Linked DNA regions of Homo sapiens: region 1 is linked to region 2. A link is a contact called in ENCODE Hi-C data. All regions are on one chromosome and are shown on one strand. The core of a region is the stretch at or near the end of the contact, and the rest is flanking DNA. Distances in the headings are between cores, read along the strand shown. Region 1 holds the start of ZNF277 (zinc finger protein 277). Region 2 holds the start of ORC5 (origin recognition complex subunit 5).

What was found. A loop is a pair of places that touch in the nucleus more often than their neighbours do. Pooled maps may share reads with other maps.
Region 1: a loop to region 2 is called in a map of CD8-positive, alpha-beta T cell, with 17 times the contacts of the local background. The contact joins the promoter of ZNF277 here to the promoter of ORC5 in region 2. A Hi-C loop is called at or near these places in 2 of 168 maps with a recorded cell type or tissue (B cell and CD8-positive, alpha-beta T cell) and 7 of 50 pooled maps.

What each region holds. Positions count from the first base shown.
Region 1 is chr7:112,202,762-112,210,057 of GRCh38, reverse strand. It overlaps ZNF277 (zinc finger protein 277), which reads right to left and starts at 3,363. Exons shown (of 12, transcript NM_021994.3): 1 at 3,251-3,363. The coding sequence starts at 3,341. It overlaps DOCK4 (dedicator of cytokinesis 4), which reads left to right and starts at 3,659. Exons shown (of 53, transcript NM_001363540.2): 1 at 3,659-3,956. The coding sequence starts at 3,920. RefSeq lists an enhancer at 3,148-3,267 and a silencer at 3,438-3,787.
Region 2 is chr7:104,205,214-104,212,314 of GRCh38, reverse strand. ORC5 (origin recognition complex subunit 5) reads left to right here and starts at 4,302. Exons shown (of 14, transcript NM_002553.4): 1 at 4,302-4,482. The coding sequence starts at 4,411. RefSeq lists enhancers at 4,124-4,283, 4,334-4,413, 4,454-4,643.

The sequences.
Region 1 (7,296 bases), core at 2,114-4,613, 8.0 Mb before region 2:
AACTCGTCATTTACATTAGGTATTTCTCCTAATGCTATCCCTTCCCCATCCCCCAACCCCACGACAGGCCCGGGTATGTGATGTTCCCTGCCCTGTGTCCAAGTGTTCTCATTGTTCAATTTCCACCTATAAGTGAGAACATGTGGTGTTTGGTTTTCTGTCCTTGCGATAGTTTGCTCACAATGATGGTTTTCAGCTTCATCCATGTCCCTACAAAGGACATGAACTCATCCAAAAAGGTGTATGATTTTTACAGGGAAAGACATACTTGATAACCTAAATGACTGCCTAACAAAAAATATACTTTTAATATAAATATTTACACCTAAAATTTATATCACACCTTGTTGGCTTTGAAAAGATTTTGGAAAAAGTAACAGAATGATACATAGGTTATTAAGCAGAATTTTTAATGACAACTTTATCTTATAAAAATGACATAAAAAATCAACCATTAATTTCTCCTGTTGACTGCTACAAGTCAATGAGAATACTGGGTATTTCTCACCGAGGGTGAGAAATTTTTTTATGTTATAGATACCGCAAATTCACTACTACTCAACACTTTTATTGAAAACAAACTGGAATCAAAAACTAAGCTTTCTATCAGTTACTTAATTCAATCTACTAGTCATTGAAACATTGGTCCTGGATTATTTCCTCAAAGTTTGTGACAATATGGGGGAAAGAACACTCATATACTACAGGTGGCAATGTATGCTGAATATATTTTAAGAGGAAAGTCTGGCATCTGTCAAAATTTTAAACTTGCATAACCTTTGATCCAGCAATTTTCTCCCAAAATATACAACCAGTGGGCAAGAATATATGTACATAAAGTTGTTCATTGCAACATTACTGAAAAACTAAAGTCACACTATATGTTCATTTATAAGGGAATGGATAAAGAATGGCACAATCATATTTTGGAATATGATGGGCACAGTCCTTAAAAAAAAAGGAAACAAATGTACTGACGTGGAAGGGTTTCTATGATAGACTGCTGAAAGAAAAAAGAAGGTTGCAGATCTTTCAGTTTATATAGATTTATCCCTTTTTATTATAAAAATCAAATCATAGGCCGGGCGCGGTGGCTTACGCCTGTAATCCCAGCACTTTGGGAGGCCGAGACGGGCGGATCACGAGGTCAGCAGATCGAGACCTCCTGGCTAACACGGTGAAACCCCGTCTCTACTAAAAATACAAAAAACTAGCCGGGCTTGTTGGCTGGCGCCTGTAGTCCCAGTTACTCGGGAGGCTGAGGCAGGAGAATGGCGTGAACCTGGGAGGCGGAGCTTGCAGTGAGCCGAGATCGCGCCACTGCACTCCAGCCTGGTTGACAAAGCGAGACTCCGTCTCAAAAAAAAAAAAAAAAAAAAAAAATCAAATCATACAGACGTGTGTCATATAAGAATATGGTGGTTTAACAGAATACGGATTGTAGGATTAAAAAAAAAAAAAGAAGAAGAAGAATATGTTGGAAAGAATATGTACCAAACTCTTATCACTTAATACTCGGGGAGTGGTGCTGTGAGGTGAGGGAATTTTCATTTTTTTTACTTCATACACTTCTGAATGGTTTGAAGTGCTTTTAAAAACTTTTAAACTTGTAAAATTTAAAAATAAATATTTTTAAATATTTTACATTTTTGAAAGGCATATCCTTTTTTTTTGTTTTGTTTTTGATACAGAGTCTTGCTCTGCCTCCCAGGCTGGAGTGCAGTGGTGGATCATGGCTCACCACAACCTCCGCCTCCCGGGCTCAAGGGATTCTCCTGCCTCGGCCTCCCGAGTAGCTGGGACTACAGGCATCCGCCACCACGCCCGGCTAATTTTTGTATTTTTAGTAGAGACGGGGTTTCACCATATTGGCCAGGCTGGTCTCGAACTCCTGACCTTGTGATCCACTCGCCTCGGCCTCCCAAAGTGCTGGTATTACAGGGGTGAGCCACCGTGCCCGGCCATTTTTTAAAATAAGTTAGACTGTGAGATAAATTCACCAGTTTAGATCTTAAACTGGTAGCCCTCTGGAACTTTGAAAATCTAGGAAACCGTAATAGTCTGTTACCATCAGATAGCCCAATATATAACCAACCCAAAAATAAACCATTAGGGTGTTAAATTCAATATTTAACTCAGGAGACTACCAAAGATTTGTTTGGTAGAGGTACTAAAATAATTTCAGAGTAGGGAGTTCCACTGTTGGGAAGTGGGAAAAAACTGCACTTCAACTCTGTGCCGCTGAGGTAAATACTTAAGATGATATCAATTTAACTGTGAAAGCAAAAACAAATAAATCGAAAAACAAAGTCGCAACAGTCTGAGAACTATATTTAAGCCCCAAACCATGTTCATCAGAAAAAGACAACTTGTGCTAAATTACACATCAAGACAAAAATGGGGTGGGGGGAATGGGGGAGGGATAGACTAAAGGTAAAAGAGTCCTAAACACAATCCACCTGCAGCTTTCAAAATTTGGTTTTTTATTCCTACAGTGGATCAGAGGACAACCTGAAAGTCAGGTACAGCCAAAGTTGTGATGGTTTTCAAAACTCTTTTCAAATGTTCTTTGAAGCCACGAGTGCAAATTATCTATCACTTTCCTTTTCTTTCTCTAAGGACCCAGAGACTGGGAAGATCTCTCAGGCTCCACATACAAATCTGAAGAACACCCAGAGCAGTTAACCATCTACAGGGAGGTTGTGAGATACACACACTTTCCCTTCAGAGGTCACCTCAGCCACAAACTGGGCAAATCTGTAGAGTGGAGAGCAGTGACCACCAGTCTGCGACTGGAAATACTCCGGAAGCTAAATAAAACACACCTGCGAGGTCAAACCAAGCAAACCAAGGCAGTGTACTGGTGAGGAGAAAGAGCTGCTAATCCCAAAATTATAAACACACGCGCGCGAACCAGATCTGAACCAAACCCACTCAGCAGCTAGCTCAAAGCTGGGAGCTCCAAACCAGAAGACAAACGCTCAGGGAGCTTCCCCGGCGGAGGGGAAGGCCATTCCATGGCATTTTCTCCGCCATCCCATGGCATTTTCTCCGCCATCCCCGGGCAGCCCCAACCAAGTAGCCGCCACCGGCTCCAACCCATCCCGCTGGGCCACCACCCGTGGGGCCCAGTCGAACCCAGGTGGCCCCAGAGCTGAAGGGCTCCTAGGGTCAGACCAGAGGTCCGTTGCACACCCGGTCATAGAGAAAGGAAGACACATCAGCCGCGCCTCCGGGGCACCGTACTCACCCCCATAACCTACACCCCCGACTGTGCTGCAGCTCCCATCACGGTCTTCCTGCATTCGGGCGACAGCCCCCTGGGTCTTGGAAGCAGCCATTACCCGGCAGAAAAGAAAAGGGAGGGCCGCAGGGCGGGTCGGAGGCGGGGTGGCACCAGTAGAAACGCTACTGGAGGCGAACTCCCCGTCGACGTAATGTTTTCTCCACACCTACGCCGCGCTCTGGACCAATAGGACGCAATCAGTAAAACTGAATCCCCGCCCCGAACCACATTTGCCGCGCCCACTTCCGGGATGGGGAGGCCAAGAACTACAATTCCCAGCGTGCTGCGGGGCCCTGGGACGGGAGGGCTGGACTAGGCGCTGGCGGGCGGGGGTGCGCCGGAGAGTGCCCCGGCGTGTTCGCTTAGTTCAGTGAATCAGAACAATGACTGCGCCGCCGGGTACCCGGGAGCGCGTCGGAGGACTGTGAGCAGCCGCCGCCGGGAGAGCTGCGGGCGGCGCAGTGTCAACGCTGGGCTCGGGAGCCTCCAGCGCAGATCCTGCCCAGCGCCCGCAGCCCGCGCGAAGCCGCTGGGCTCCGGCACTGCAGCGCTGCTCGGGGACTGTGCATTGTTGTGAGCCGGAGAAGGGGCGCGGGGATTACAAAGCCTGAAGACCCCGGAGCCCCTTTAGCCATGTGGATACCTACGGAGCACGAGAAATACGGCGTGGGTGAGTCTCCGCGGGGCGAACTTTTATTCTGCTCTGGCCCGAGCGAGTGCGCATTTCTCGTCCTTGCCCCCGCGCCCCTCTCGCTCCGCCCGGTTGAAAATGCCTAATCCTGGCATCGCGCAGCTGGTACGGGGCTTTGCCGAGCCAGCTCCAGGCAGAGGGCTGCGCACCAGGCTCTCGCCCCGCACCGCCTGCTCGGCGCGCCCCGCACTGGTTCCCGAAGCGCCGGGACAGCTTGGGGGAGCGCGCGGCCGGCCCGCTAGCTTCGGGCTCTGCCTGCGGAGTTTGGAGTGGCGACTGGGCGTGTGTGTGTGTGTGTGTGTGTGTGTCAAGTTGGAAGAGGAGGCGAATGGGGTTTCTCTCCTTCCTTACCCTTCTTCCCCAAAGCGACAGGGAGCTGCAACGGTTCCTCTGGGTGGAGAGGGAGACAACAACACTCGGGCAGAGAGAACACCCCCAAAACAGTAGGGAGGCGCAAACCCTTCCCTCTGGCTCGGATCGACATTCCCGGAGTGTGGAATGTGGCAGGGTCCTGGAGAGAGCCGCTCTGACAAGCTGAGCCCTCTCTGACCCTCCTCCCTCTCTGCGATCCCGGATTTATGGGGTGTGTATGTTGCGGGGCGGGGGCATTGGTAAATTTCAACATCTGCGCCGCTCGGTTCTTTGGTCTTTGGAGAAGAACGGGTATTTCAGCAGTGTTTTTACTTCTGGCCACCCTCTCGACCCCGGGTGAGCGCAGTGGGGGCGGTGTGGCGGTACAGGGCTGCTGAGTGATAAATGGGGAGGGGGATCGGAAAGCCTGGTTCTTGGGGGCAGGGAGATAGCTTTTAGGAAAGCATACCCTGACACTGGCGTTCGGAGAAAAAGGAACAGGATAGCTCTCGCTGTTCTGTGTAAAGGTGAACAACAAAGGACATTAATGTTGACTGATGAATACAGGAGTCTCCCTTCCTTTTCCTCCTCCCATTTCAGGCGGGTTACAGTTCCCGTTTTTGTTGTTTGATTTCAGCTGGGTCGCCCCTTGACAGTTACTCCTTTTAGGGTTGAGACTATTAAGAAGCCAGGCTCTCCGACAAGGCTGCAGCCGGCCAAATGCAATTATAACCTCCCAGAAGGTCTAACAGAAAGCATTATGGATTTTACTAACACTCTTTATTTCCTATAATGCCCTGTTCTGCCGACTGGTGTACTTTGTGTGTGTGTGTGTGTGTGTGTGTGTTTTAAAATTGAGGACAGGTCTAGTGATTTAGGTGATGTGTAGATATCTGCTTATGTTCTAAATTCATTTTCCTGCAATTTAAAACATCTGGAAAGCCTTCCCAGGGAGTCGTAGTCCGAGGGGATTTTTGTTTTTTTTTTTCCCAACTTTGCCTGGGGATAGGACTTTGGGGTCCATTGAAAGGACTGTAGGATTCAACAAAATCATTCCCACATTTCACGTTAGCTTCCATTCTGGATTGTGACTAATTACCAAGACAATAGTTTGACCTGAACCCACCTTTGGGAAAGGTTTCCAGCTTTCCCTCCTTCAAAGTGTCAGAGGAGTCTTTGCCAGCCTCTTTACTGGCAAGGAGTAGATGTTAGTAGTTGTTATTTTCGTTCTCCTCACTCTTCTCTTTTTTGGGAGGTAGATTAACCCTTGCTAGGGAAAAAGATAGTCCCTTTGCTGGACTGGTGAGGGACCCGAGGGCATCGCCTCCTAAGCGGCTTTAACACTCAGTGCAGGAAGCTCAGATCCATCCAGGCAAAACTGTCCTGCTTGGAGTCGATCCCAGATGTTGCTTTCTTCCAAGTGTTAAATTATACAGATTATGGATGGGATTTATTTTCTTGATTTCTTCATGTGCCAGGTCACAGCTGGGGTGCTGGTATCGATTAGTTCCTCTCTTGCCTTTCTTTACAAGCGGTGGGCAGAGGCTTAAAAACCACTCTGGGATTTCCTGGAATGGCAAACCGGATATTATCAGTCAAATGTTTTGGGCTGCAGCAGACACCTCGGTTTTGGGTGGTTGTGATTTGATTGCAGAGTAGGGGAGGCAGAAGGGTGTGCTCACAATTGAGAAAAAGAGGTTGAATGAGATGAAGGACGAGAGCAGAGAGAGGGTCTTTTGCCCCAAATTACTGCTGTTGTTCTCAATATCACATGTGCCAGAATGTTAATTAACCTTTATTATTAATTTTTGAGCATTTGGATTGTGGAATGCTTAGCTGTTTTTTAGAATCCATCTGTTAGGCGTGTGTGTGTGTGTGTGTGTGTGTGTGTGTGTGTGTGTGTAGTGAAATTTTTGCTAGGATACTTATGTGTGGACTTTATTTTTCACCATGGAGGGCACTGTTTATAGCTGCTTATATTGCAAGTTGTTTGTTTTTTCTTTTAACCTTGGTTAATGTTTGTGTTTTTCTCATGTAGTTCTTACAGATGTTAAAGAAAAGATCTTATGGGCACAGATCTTTGTTACCAAGTGTAGTGGTAATTTAGTTTCTTCATTCTTTGAAATAAATCAGTCTTTGTAACAGAATATGTGACGTTTTAGTATAAATTATATATTTCTGCAAAGGTACTTTTTATATACCCTCATTTATGTATGAGATAATTATGCTTTTATATACTTATGATTAAATTTTAAGCAGCATACTGTAAACATGGGTAAAATTAGTTAAATTTTATATCTGTAATTAAATGTATCGGAGATGGAAATTCTTTTTCGTAACTGATGTATAGGCACCGTCCCATTTAATGAATGATTAAATTCATTAAAACAACGAAAAGTCAGTCATAAGTGTTCTGATTTTAGGAAAAGGTATAGTGATGAAGTTATAGTTCTGAGGAACAGGGAACCTTGTCTTTTAGAAATCATGTTAAGAGGCACAGTGATAGGCAATTTCACCTTAGGAGATTCTAGTTAGCTCTTGATTCTGGGCTAGACACTGCTGCCAGCTGTGTAACCTTAGGTAAATCACTTAGCCTTTCTGGGTCCCAGCGTCTGGGGCAAGTGTTAACTAAAGCCTTCCCTGGTACTAATTTTGTAGAGCTCTTCCAACTAACTGTGTTCTTTGGTTAGAAAAACATCTTCATTGTGTTGAGACTGCTATGACAGAGACACTTTTGTTGTGACATATCTCACTTGGTTTTTAAGTAAGATCAGAGGTAAGCAAACGCTACCTGGCAAGCTGCCAGAACTGAGGTGCTGGTTCCTCTCTTTCTCAATTTGTTTGATTCTCTCTGGCTAGTAGGAGCTCCATGGGCAGTGACTGAAGCATTTTGTTTGTTTTTTAAATGTATTTTCCTTGACAAATAATAATAATATATTTTTTAAGTTTTCATTTTTTTTTTTTTAAT
Region 2 (7,101 bases), core at 3,053-5,552:
TCTAATGTTGACAGTGGGGTGTTAAAGTTTCCCATTATTATTGTGTGGGAGTCTAAGTCTCTTCGTAGGTCACTCAGGACTTGCTTTATGAATCTGGGTGCTCCTGTATTGGGTGCATATATATTTAGGATAGTTAGCTCTTCTTGTTGAATTGATCCCTTTACCATTATATAACGTCCTTCTTTGTCTCTTTTGATCTTTGTTGGTTTAAAGTATGTTTTATCAGAGACTAGGATTGCAACCCCTGCCTTTTTCTGTTTTCCATTTGCTTGGTAGAGCTTCCGCCATCCTTTTATTTTGAGCCTATGTGTGTCTCTGCACATGAGATGGGTTTACTGAATACAGCACACTGATGGGTCTTCACTCTTTATCCAATTTGCCAGTCTGTGTCTTTTAATTGGAGCATTTAGTCCATTTACATTTAAAGTTAATATTGTTATGTGTGAATTTGATCCTGCCATTATGATGTTAGCTGGTTATTTTGCTCATTAGCTGATGCAGTTTTTCCTACCCTTGATGGTCTTTACATTTTGGCATGATTTTGCAGTGGTTGGTGCCGGTTGTTCCTTTCCATGTTTAGTGCTTCCTTCAGGAGCTCTTTTAGGGCAGGTCTGGTGGTGACAGAATCTCTCAGCATTTGCTTGTCTGTAAAGGATTTTATTTCTCCTTCACTTATGAAGCTTAGTTTGGCTGGATATGAAATTCTGGGTTGAAAATTCTTTTCAATTCTTTTCTTTAAGAATGTTGAATATTGGCCCCCACTCTCTTCTGGTGTGCAGAGTTTTTGCTGAGAGATCTGCTGTTAGTCTGATGGGCTTCTCTTTGTTGGTAATCCAACCTTTCTCTCTGGCTGCCCTTAACATTTTTTCCTTCATTTCAACTTTGGTGAATCTGACAATTATGTGTCTTGGAGTTGCTCTTCTCAAGGAGTATCTTTGTGGCATTCTCTATATTTCCTGAATGTGAATGTTGGCCTGCCTTGCTAGATTGGGGAAGTTCTCCTGGATAATATCTTGCAGAGTGTTTTCCAACTTGGTTCCATTCTCCCCGTCACTTTCAGGTACACCAATCAGACGTAGATTTGGTCTTTTCACACAGTCCCATATTTCCTGGAAGCTTTGTTCGTTTCTTTTTATTCTTTTTTCTCTAAAGTTCCCTTCTCACTTCATTTCATTCATTTCACCTTCCATCACTGATACCCTTTCTTCCAGTTGATCACATTGGCTCCTGAGGCTTCTGCATTCTTCACGTAGTTCTCGAGCCTTGGCTTTCAGCTCCATCAGCTCCTTTAAGCACTTCTCTCTATTGGTTATTCTAGTTATACATTCGTCTAAATTTTTTTCAAAGTGTTTAACTTCTTTGCCTTTGGTTTGAATTTCCTCCTGTAGCTTGGAGTAGTTTGATCGTCTGAAGCCTTCTTCTCTCAACTCGTCAAAGTCATTCTCCGACCAGCTTTGTTCCATTGCTGGTGAGGAACTGCGTTCCTTTGGAGGAGGAGAGGCACTCTGCTTTTTAGAGTTTCCAGTTTTTCTGCTCTGTTTTTTCCCCATCTTTGTGGTTTTATTTACTTTTGGTCTTTGATGCTGGTGATGTACAGATGGGTTTTTGGTGTGGATGTCCCTTCTGTTTGTTAGTTTTCCTTCTAACAGACAGGACCCTCAGCTGCAGGTCTGTTGGAGTTTGCTAGAGGACCACTCCAGACCCTGTTTGCGTGGGTATCAGCAGTGGATGCTGCAGAACAGTGGATATTGGTGAACAGCAAATGTTGCTGCCTGATCATTCCTCTGGAAGTTTTGTCTCAGAGGAGTACCCGGCTGTGTGAGGTGTCATTCTGCCCTTACTGGGGGGTGCCTCCCAGTTAGGCTGCTCAGGGGTCAGGGGTCAGGGACCTACTTGAGGAGGCAGTCTGCCCGTTCTCAGATCTCTAGCTGCATGCTGGGAGAACCACTGCTCTCTTCAAAGCTGTCAGACAGGGACATTTAAGTCTGCAGAGGTTACTGCTGTCTTTTTGTTTGTCTGTGCCCTGCCCCCAGAGGTGGAGCCTACAGAGGCAGGCAGGCCTCCTTGAGCTGTGGTGGGCTCCACCTAGTTTTAGCTTCCTGGCTGCTTTGTTTACCTAAGCAAACCTGGGCAATGGCGGGCGCCCCTCCCCCAGCCTCGCTGCCTCCTTGCAGTTTGATCTCAGACTGCTGTGCTAGCAATCAGCGAGACTCCGTGGGCGTAGGACCGTCGGAGCCAGGTGCAGGATATAATCTCCTGGTGTGCCATTTTTTAAGCCCGTCGGAAAAGCGCAGTATTAGGGTGTGAGTGACCCGATTTTCCAGATGCTGTCTGTCACCCCTTTCTTTGACTAGGAAAGGGAACTCCCTGATCCCTTGCATTTCCTGAGTGAGGCAATGCCTCGCCCTGCTTTGGCTCGTGCACGGTGCACTGCACCCACTATCCTGTGCCCACTGTCTGGCACTCCGTAGTGAGATGAACCCAGTACCGCAGATGGAAATGCAGAAATCACCCGTCTTCTGCATCACTCATGCTGGGAACTGTAGACCAGAGCTGTTCCTATTCGGCCATCTTGGCTGCCTATCGAGGCCATTATTATTCACTGTTTGGGAGACTGCAATAGTCGTTTCAACAAATGAAATTGATTCCACTTTCCACACTGTAGCCAGAAGGAATATTTCTAAGTCAAATCTCAACATTTGCTTCTCTGCCTACAATTCTTTATTGGTCCCCAGCCTGACCTCCTACTACTCTCCAGGTTTATATGTAAAAACTATTTGCTAGTTTCAGTTATGGGATTGCCCATTTGTCCCTTTTTGTCTGTACATTCTTTTGTTTACAATTTCCTTCTTGGTCTCACAGGTGAATCTTTTCTTCAGCCTCAGCTTCCAGGTTCTCTCCTCTGAGAAACCATCCTAAATCATCCAGATGGTAAGGCATGTTCTCTCAGATCAACAATTATCTTTATTATGTAACTGCCAGGCGTTAACTGTGTATGCTGGAAATTGAACTGTGAAGACAGTGTTTCCTGTCCTCATAAAGTATATAGAGAGGGAGACTAACATTTTAGACAGTTTAGTCAGTTTTATTGAATGCTATAAAGATGTCGTGTTATGATTATAATATATGTATACCTTATATGCACAGTATGTTACGGACGTATAACCATCTTAGGAGAGTATCAGAGGCCAGCTTCCCTTGGAGACATTGAAATTTAATGGGTGGTCCCATTATAACCTTTAGAATTCTCTATTAAAAAGTACCTGGGCAAATGCTTTTGAATTGTTGCTGTGAAAATACTATTTTGACTAGCTAATACGTTATATACCACAACTCTCAAAAGATCCTTTTGACCATCACAAATCTAAGACTGATCTACAATCTATGGGCAGATTGAAGTCCACAATTTAAATTTATGTATAACAGGTAGTATGTACAGGATCTTCTACTCCTAGCAATAACCTAGCCAGTATTATCCCTATTTTATAGATAAGGAAGTTGAGGCTCAACTATTCCAAAGTCCCCCTATTCAGCAGTTGAGTCAGTCAGTGGTCCCAACCCAGGGGTTTCAGGACGCCAAGCTCTCTTTCCACCATGCACTTGCCTACTTCTGTATCTTATTTCCAGAATCTTCTAGTGTTTAGTCGCTAGTAGGTGCCTCACAAATAAATACACGTGAAAGCCTAATGCTAAAAGTAGCATTATTTTTACTATCAACCTCACCAACACACACTACGACTTCATCCCATTAGGACTGAGAGGCTTTCCACATCTGGTTTAAAGCTTGCACAAAAAATAGTAATTCCAAGCTGTGCATTAAACCCCATTACACCCTGTTTTGTACTCAATGCCACTAATTTCCCACAACGTCGTCAGGGAAAAAAACGACAACAAAAACATCTTTTGACAATATTAGTCTTCTAAGTCCGCCTTCCACGTCCCTCTAAGGGCCCCAGCTCCGGGTCCGTCTTCTTAGGCACTCAAGGTTTCTAAACTTGGGGCTTCCAGCCGGTAAAACTAAAGGCACGGGGTTCAGGGGTCATTGGAGGCCCACGGGACCCCCTTAACCCCTTCCACCCCTTCCCTATTCGCCCATCTCCATGTCGTCTCCTTAGCCTTTGAGTGGAAAAAGCGTCAGCCCGAAATCCCCACCAAGCCCAAGAATGGGCAAAACCTCGGCGCGCACAGGACCAGCGAGAAGAGGATGGTTCCGGCCCTGAGACTAGAGCGGCGGCGACGCTCGGCGTACGCGCTGCCGTCACGCCGCAGCCCGGCAGCGCAGGCTCCTCCCACGACGCTGCGGGTCCGGTTTCCGGCGGGAGCGTGGGCCGCCAGACTCGGGAGAGGCTCCGTCTTGTGCAAGGGTCCTGTGGGCTGGCTGCACTGGCCTCTGCGGTGGTGCCTGCCAGAATGCCCCACTTGGAAAACGTGGTGCTTTGTCGCGAGTCTCAAGTGTCCATCTTGCAGTCCTTGTTTGGAGAGGTATTGTAGTTAAACTGTCTTCCAGATCCTGGAGGCAGACGTTTCGGTAGTCTTGCGACCTGTTCCAATATTTGTTTTTTCGTGTTTGGATTGAGGGCCAAAAGGCCGTTTTTACGTTAAATAGGGGTGTTGTGGTTCTGTACTGCAGCTTCACCCACAGTCTCTTCCGAATATTGAAGAGGAGACAGTCTGAGAGCGACCGGCCTGCACTATAGGACGTTGCCTAAGACGTATTTGAAACACGCCACACTTTTCAGAAGTTTGCCCACATTAGCTCCTAGAAGTTGCTTGTTATCTTACCCCAACCCAATGACATTTATGTAACAGATGTGTTTGCAGGGTGTTATTTATTCAAATGTAAGTTCACACGTTTCTGTGCGGTAGTTGGAGTGAGTCAAGTGTAGAGAGGTGGTTGCTTTCAAGGCCACTAAGGGCCAAAGCAGTGCTTCAGGTTTAAAAATTTACTGGCTTTTCCAGAATTGTAACAGTCCAGAAGAGGTCTAGGGTAAACTTTTCTCCTTAACTGATAGTTCACAGGATGCCCTAGAGAGGAGTTTGTCTTGTCTGGATGAACATAGATACGTAGGGAGTCCTTTCAATAGGCAGAGGGTAGCGTTCACCAATTCAAAATTTAACCTATTTTTGACTATTTTCTGGTGGTCTTTGATGTGCTTTTTGATTCAGACTCAATCAGAATTGGAATTAATCAAACTTGGATCTTACCTGCGAAGAGAGTGAATGAGAATTCAGGGTCATACTCATACCCCCATCTTCTGGTTTGCTTTTTTAAGTACAGTCATGCGTTGCTGCCACTTAGTGAGGGGGATACGTCCTGAGAAATGCATCGTTAGGCAATTTAATCCCTGTGAATATCAGAAAGTGTATTTACACAAACCTAGATGGTGTAGCCTGCTATACACCTAGGCTGTATGGTGTAGCCTGTTCCTCCTAGGCTATAAACCTCTACAGCGGTGCTACTATACTGAATACTGTAGGCAGTTGTAACACAGTGATAAGTCTGCATCTAAAAGTGTCTAAACATAGAAAAGGTACAGTGAAAATAGGGTATTATAATCTTATGAGATCACTGTTGTATATGTGGTCCATCTTTGAATGTACACGTGACTGTACTTTCATCCAACTAGAAATATTGCATGGCAATTTGAGGTGGCCTGTGAAGCATTAGTGGAAAAGTACTACCCTCTGTCTAAAGGGGTGCATTATTTAGGGAAGTTAGAGGTCAACAACTGCATCTTCAATTAATTTTCTATTTATACTGCTTTCAATTATAGTTATATTATTACTGGAGCATTTTCTTGATTATGTTCTCTGCATTTCATCTATGGAACGCAGATCACTCCAGCCAGAAATGTTCCTGCTGAAAGAGCAAATTGGCAAATAGGGATGAGTAAACTTAGTGGTGGATCACAGAAGAGTTTTTGACCTTTGCTTTTAATGAAAATTATGTTTAACAATATTTTAATATCAGTTTTCTGCAAGGTGCTGTGCATGTGGGAAATACAAACAACTATAGCAAAGAAATATAAAAAATTGGTTCATGTTTCTAAGAATACTCATTTATTTGTTCAATAAATAAATATTTACCGAGCACCTTTTCTGTGTCAGGTACTAGCTTATTGCAGTTTATGTTAGCGAGATTTATGAAGGTGAAAGGTTAAATAACAGTGGAACAGTTCAATATAATTCTAGGTCACAATAGAAAAGATGTTTAAGGTATTATTAGGCAACAACATGTAATGGATAGCAGAGATACTCAGCAACATGCATTTAATTCTTGAGACAGAATTTTTTGTTTTTGTTTTTTGAGACAGGGTTTGGCTTTCTTTCCCAGGCTGGAGTGCAGTGGCATGATCTTGGCTCACTGCAGTCTCTGCCTCCCAGGCTCAAGCAGTCCGCCCACCTCAGCCTCCGAGTAGCTGGGACCACAGGTGTTTGCCTCCAAGCCTGGCTATTTTTGTGTTTTTTGTAGAGATGGGGTTTCACTGTATTTCCCAGGCGAACTCCTGAACTCAAGTGATCTGCCTGCCTTGGCCTCCCAAAGTGTTGGGATGACAGGCTTGAGCCACTGCATCCTGCTGAGACAGAATTTTTGGGCCAGTTAATTTATGATTGTTACATATAAACTTCAGAAAAAGATTCATGTATTACATTACCTATTCATTTCAAGTAAATTTTTAGTCTATTTTTAGCAGTTGAGCTGCTTTTGCCATAGCTGTATGCCATTTAGAAAGTCTTTTTCCTGCGTAAATCTGAGTTCCTGATTTGTCTTGTAAAAGGAAATGTTTAACTTAGTGACTTGAATGTAATAAATGTTTGTGACTGTTGCTGTAATCGATGATAATTAATAGAGACTTAACTTTCTGATAGAAATTGCATAATCCCATTTTCTTGTAATTATTTAAAAAAATGTATTATTAAAAAATAGGCCAGGCACAGTGGCTCACACCTGTAATCCCAGCACTTTGGGAGGCTGAGGCAGGCAGATCACAAGGTCAGGAGTTTGAGACCAGCCTGACCAACATGGTGAAACTCCGTCTTAACTAAAAATACAAAAATTAGCTGGGTGTGGTGGCACACACCTGTAATCCCAGCTACTCA